Regions from separate parts of the Homo sapiens genome. Here region 2 is linked to region 1. A link is a loop called in an ENCODE intact Hi-C map of the cell type or tissue named here. Cell type or tissue: heart left ventricle. All regions are shown on one strand. Each heading gives the region's core, and the rest is flanking DNA. Links, peaks and the distances in the headings are about the cores only.

What was found. Peaks named below come from ENCODE experiments on the same cell type or tissue, not always from the same donor. Only the 100,000 strongest peaks of a DNase experiment are listed, where the experiment ranks them.
Region 2: it touches region 1 in a loop (2.9-fold over the local background); 14 of 110 quality-filtered maps call a loop at or near these places.

Annotation. Positions count from the first base shown.
Region 1 is chr10:80,386,751-80,389,665 of GRCh38, forward strand. No RefSeq gene overlaps it. Among named protein-coding and RNA genes, the nearest start is that of PRXL2A, 20 kb to the right of the region's middle. In heart left ventricle, for the core only: no CTCF peak of the experiment used is centred there; a DNase peak (open chromatin) is centred at 1,721; H3K27ac peaks cover 1,451 bases.
Region 2 is chr10:80,598,333-80,601,247 of GRCh38, forward strand. The region is part of intron 4 of SH2D4B (SH2 domain containing 4B); the gene reads left to right. Among named protein-coding and RNA genes, the nearest start is that of LINC02655, 50 kb to the right of the region's middle. In heart left ventricle, for the core only: a CTCF peak has its summit at 1,253; a DNase peak (open chromatin) is centred at 1,289.

The sequences.
Region 1 (2,915 bases), core at 269-2,768:
GAACTTCCTCAAGTCTTCACCAGCGGTACCTTGTGTGTTTCTTGAAAATAAAGTCCATGAAAGTGTGGGGGCCAGCCGGGCGCGGTGGCTCATGCCTGTAATCCCAGCACTTTGGGAGGCCGAGGCGGGGCGATCACGAGGTCAGGAGATCGAGACCATCCTGGCTAACATGGTGAAACTCCGTCTCTACTAAAAATACAAAGAATTAGCTGGGTCTGGTGGCAGGCGCCTGTAGTCCCAGCTACTCAGGAGGCTGAGGCAGGAGAATGGCGTGAACCCGGGAGGCGGAGCTTGCAGTGAGCCGAGATCGCGCCACTGCACTCCAGCCTGGGTGACAGAGCAAGACTCCGTCTCAGAGGAAAAAAAAAAAGTGTGGGGGCCACCACTAAGACTGCAGCTGTAGATGTTTGTCCTTCTCACACTAATCCACACACTACCTGCAGTAATTCATCAGAATTACTACAGATGCTTCTGGACTCATGATGCCGTTATGTCCCAATAAACCCATCATCAGTTGAAAATATCGTAAGTTGAAGATGTATTTTATACATCTAATCTACCAAACATCACAACTTAGCCTACACTACTTTAAGTATGTTCAGAACACTTACATTAGCCCAGCACTGCAAGAGAGCATTGTGCCACATATCACTGGCCCTAGAAAAGATCAAAATTCAAAGTATGGTTTCTACTGAATGTGTGTCATTTTCACACCATTATAAAATCAAAAAATTGTAAGTTGAACCATTGTAAGTTCGGACCATCCGTTCTGAGGCATCACTGAGCTGGCTTCTGCTCCAGGTAAGGAGATCTCAGCTGGACTTCTTGGAAGAGCCTTTCTCTCCAGAACCCAGATGGAGATTTGGCCTCCAAACCCAGTTTTCTGATAGATCCAGAGAAAGTCATTGATTTTCCAGTTTCCCGTATTTTTCTTGTAAGGATGAGAGCGCTTCTAACCTTTTCATATATCAGAATTGAAATCAGAAGTCCTCTAGAGAGACCACTTTAGATAGAAGGTCAGGGAACACTGAAAGTGACATTAGAATTGAGCTCCAAAAATAAGCAGGAACACAACAGCCCTGCCAGGCAGGTAATGGTACCATTTTACAGACAACAGTCCTAGGGCTAGAGAGAGAAAGTGATTTTGCCAAGAGTCAAAGCCCAAGGCTTTGAAAGGGCCCAGCCGGCTTCAAAGTCAATCCTTTCTTCATTCCACCAAGCAGCCTCAAACTCGTAATGCAAAGGGAGAGGCTGGAGGAGCCATCTGTCTATGGAAATGCTCAAATATATTCAGAGACTTTGAAATTGTGCCTTCTGGCTGGGCACGGTGGCTCATGCCTGTAATCCCAGCACTTTGGAAGGCCAAGGTGGGCAGATCACCTGAGGTCAGGAGCTCAAGACCAGTCTGACCAACATGGCGAAACCTCATCTCTACTAAAAAAAAAAATACAAAAATTAGCTGGGTGTGGTGGCGCATGCCTGTAACTCCAGCTACTCGAGGGGCTGAGACAGGAGAATTGCTTGAACCCAGGAGAGAGAGGTTGCAGGGAGCCAAGATCGTGCCACTGCACTCCAGCCTGGGCAACAGAGCAAGACTGTGTCTCAAAAACAATAACAACAAAAAGAAATTGTGTCTTCTTTTAGTTTTGCCTCAAATAAGCAAATTGAGTTTAAAGCTAAGCAAGTGTGTTATGGTGACTAGAGCTCTGGGCAGGGAGCCAGGAGACCTCAGCAGTAGCCTGGCTCTAGCAGGAGATTGCTGGTGACTTTGGGGAAGTGCTTACTCTCCCTGGGTTTTATTTTTTTCATCCTTAAAATAAGAAATCATAGACAAATCACAGGAAGTTTTTTTTGCATAGTTTTTTTCTTTTTTAACAGGAAGTTTTGAGTAGCCTGAGAACATTGAATTTTTCCATTGAATATCATTCTCCTTTGCTGTCTGTAGGCCGAAGAGAGTTAACTCTGCCTCAAGGGAGAGATTATCCATGTGAACCTCAGCTCTGGTTCAGGTTCTGATGAAGGGTTTAGAGCAAGTCAGATGAAATAGGGTGCAGACAAGGACAAGTTCTCCACCTTGCTGGCACCCTAAAGGTACAAATTTTCTGGACAAATCCTGGCCTCTGGCCCCAGGTAAAGCCTCAGCATAGGTGATATTGACCATTCTCATTGTTGATGTGCTCATGGCCTTATTTAATTCTTCTTCAGTGCTCATCTCACTGAGGACAGCTATAAAGATGAAGCCAGGGAAAGAACAGAAGCCACTGTGCAGATCATCTTGGATAGTCTAGGGGCTCATTAATTTGGCAGCCCCAGACTGGGTCTAACTGACAGCAGCCCACATTATGATGCTGGGCTAGGCTGTCTCGGGGAAGCCAGCTGTCTTCAGGCTTGCATGACCAGGTTCAGATTTGAGGTGGAAATTGCGCAAATGCAGTGATGCTCCGTATGTGTTTCACATGGCCACCCACACATCTCTTCATTCGGATGGAGACTGAATTAAAACTCCAACTCTACCTTTTCCTTGCTCTACGACCTTGACCAAGTCACTAATCTCTTTAAGCCTCCAGTTCTCCTCTTTAAGAGGATAGTAATGCTTTCCTTACAGAACTGATGTAAGGCTGGCAGATAATGTATGTAAAGCACTTAGCATGGTACAAGGCAGATCATGAGCATGTGGTCATTGGTAGTTACAGTCTTAACTATTACAACAATTAACTATTATAACAATTAAGTTAATAGTTATAACCATTTAGTACCTAGCCACTGAGTACTAAGCATGAGCTAGGTCCTATGCTTGGTTCTTCACATGAAAGAGAAATTAGTCCAATATAATCCCTGCCCTAAAGAAGCCTCTAATCCAATAAAAGAGCAAATCATATACTAAATAATTACACAAGTCTGATTGGCATCATGCT
Region 2 (2,915 bases), core at 245-2,744, 210 kb after region 1:
TCATTAGGGATGGAGAATGGAAATCGTCTGGCCCAGGAGCTGCTTGATTGCTCATTAATGTACGGTGTGGCAACTGAAAATGGGAAAGCCTCTGAAAACAGAAAAGATGTGATCATTCAGGCCCTGTGGTTTTAGTTCCTCATCTTAGCCTTTCTTAAAGAATGATGAGTTAAACTCCAGAGCCTGTCATTCACATTCAACAAAACCATTCTGCACTCAATTAATTTAATATGAAAGATATAGTGGGCCATTAATCTATGGGGGAGCAGCAGTTTTTGATAAAACACCCAAATTAAATTTTCCAAGTTAGAAAAAAGGGAAATTATCCCATTTAGTATCACTTGAATACCATTAGTTATTCAGTTCAACAGAGAATTCAGTCAGTTATTCAGCAGAGCTCTGGCTTCTGAGACTCTCTGAATACATCAGGCACAGAAATTCATTTCATAGTTTTTCAACTGTGAACTTGTAGGAGTGTGGAGTTAGATAACATCTAGTTGCCCAGAGATTTAGAGATGAGCTAGCCTGACTTGAGAAATGATATTATTTGTAAAAACTGGACATTTATCATTGCTACTGTTACTAGGTTAGAAATGTAAGCAGGACTTTGGAGTTGTCAGAGGGACTTGTGTTCACCTGTGGCTCCTTGACCTGTGTCATTCTGGTTGTGGCCTTTAACCAACAATCTGCACACTGGTTGTCTCACTTCTTGCCAGGTTTTTGACAGAGCGGAGTGGGAAACGTGGGCTCAGGCCCAGGTCAGGGTCCAGTGATATGGGTTCCATTTCCTTTCTTCTTAAAAAGGAGTGCGCACCAGAGTCGGGGTCAGTGATACTAAAATGCTGTAGGCTTGAGACAGGTAGAGCCGGAAGGGGCTAGTGGGGGTAGAGTCTGGGCTGGGAGTGGAGTGGGCACAGCAGAATTTTGGGCTGGGAGGACAGCTGAAGGAGAAGACAGAAGAAGGGCTTTCTCTATCCCTTGATGGGATGGGACATCGTGCAGTTTCTCCTTGGACATAACTGACTTGAAACTCTCCTTGAACTCTAGGTGCCACATATTTTTGGTGTTATAACTCAGAATAATGCTAGCCTGAGCTCCCATGTGGCCGATTAGTGTCCTGCTTAGGGTCCTCTCTCCTCTTGAATTAGCTCAGGAATCCCTGGGGGCTTTATGGTTCCCCAAAGCTGAGTCATTACAACATTCACATGGGTGTGAAGTGCTCTGGTCTTAAGGAACTCCTGCAGTGGCTCCTGGAGGCCACAGGGGGTCACTGTTGGCAGCCATCAGGCGTTGCCCGCAGGCTTCAGGACCACAAGGGTGGTTGGCTGCCGACCTCAGAAGCCTTGGATAAGGGTTGAGAGAGCCCTTTCCCTTGGCCCAAGTTTAGCTGTTGTCGAACTTTGCTTACCTCGTCTTGAGTGCCAAACCCATTCTTCCACCAAGGGACCATGGCTCCAGCAGGCCGAGTCACAAAAGGCCTGTGTGATACCCTTCAGCATCTCGGCTGCCTGTTTTCCCTCCCTAGGGGTCAGAGGCTTTTCCTGCTCACACTTGTTTTTTCCATTCTCTGACAAGAGACCCTGACTCCACACATCTCCTCTGCTCCCACATCACTTCCCCACCTCCACTCAGGGATGGACCCTTTCTAAAGGTGCCATTTCAGCTTCTTTATCTCACAGTAAACACGACAATAACAGATAATATTTAATAAACCTAGCCCATGCCAGGGCTTTCCAAGCCCGCCATGTACTGTCCCATTTACATCTCAGAGCAACCCAGTCAGGCCCCCACTTTATGGACAAGGAAAGAAGGTGTAGATAAGGTAATTCAGGTTGCCCAAGATCACACGGAGCAGAATTTAAACACATGCACTTTCACATACAATTCAAATCTTTACTGATTTCTTTCCCCATATTATAGGATGGTTCATTAATTTTCAGGGACATTGTTCTATTCACCCAAGGGATTACTACAAATTAATGTTGCTTTGAAGCATGGAGTTTCTCTGCAGGATGTAACCGGATCATCTGAATTCTACAGGACACTGAGCTTTTTCTGTCTGGGCAGGGGAGTAGGGTGGGCCTGAGATTTCTGAGCTGACCCGGTTGGTCTGAGTTGGTGAACACAGCTGCACAGAGGCAGGTTTGTAGCTTGGTGGGAGCGTGGTGGAGCTACAGTGCAGAGTGGCATGTGTGTGTGTGTGTGTGTGTGTGTGTGTGTGCTGGGGAAGGAGCCCACTGAGCTGAGAAAGTAAGGAAAGTAGGCAGGGCACTTCTCAGGGCCTTACCTGGCAGGCCAAGGTGTTTGTATTTTCTGTGTGCAGTGGGAGCCACTGAAGGCTTTTGAGGAAGAGAATGGTAAGATTAGAGCTGGGCTTTAGGAGAATGGGTTTAATCTTTGTGTGACAAATGGCTCAAGGCCCCACCTGTCTGAATTCCAAAAACCCGGCTCCCTAGTCTGCATACGATTTCCTTCTGTAGCCTGCCTGCCTGTCTGTCACTGAATGTCACTGTCTCTCAGGGGCTGTAATCTTCCAAAAGTCACGGTCCTTGTAGGGCACGAGCTTCTAGTTTTTAGTTTGCAGTCAAATGTCTGCAAAGCCCATCCCGGGGCATCCTGACCTTGTTGGAGCCTTTCGTCACAATACAAGGCTGGTATCATGGTGTTCTTAGGGTCTGGAACTTACAGACCTCCCTTTTGAGTTTTAGAAGCCGCAACATACGGATGTCTTCTCAGGGCCACTTGGCAGACACAAGGCCCTTCCTTGAGGAACACAAAAAGTGGAAGGCCAGAGAGAGGGGTGTCTTGGAGTCTTGTAACATAAGGAGTGACAAACCACTGAAACCTCAGTTTTCTCTCTGGAATGGCCTCTTCCCTTTTCTTTCTCTGGAAAACTCTTATTGATCTTCCCACAC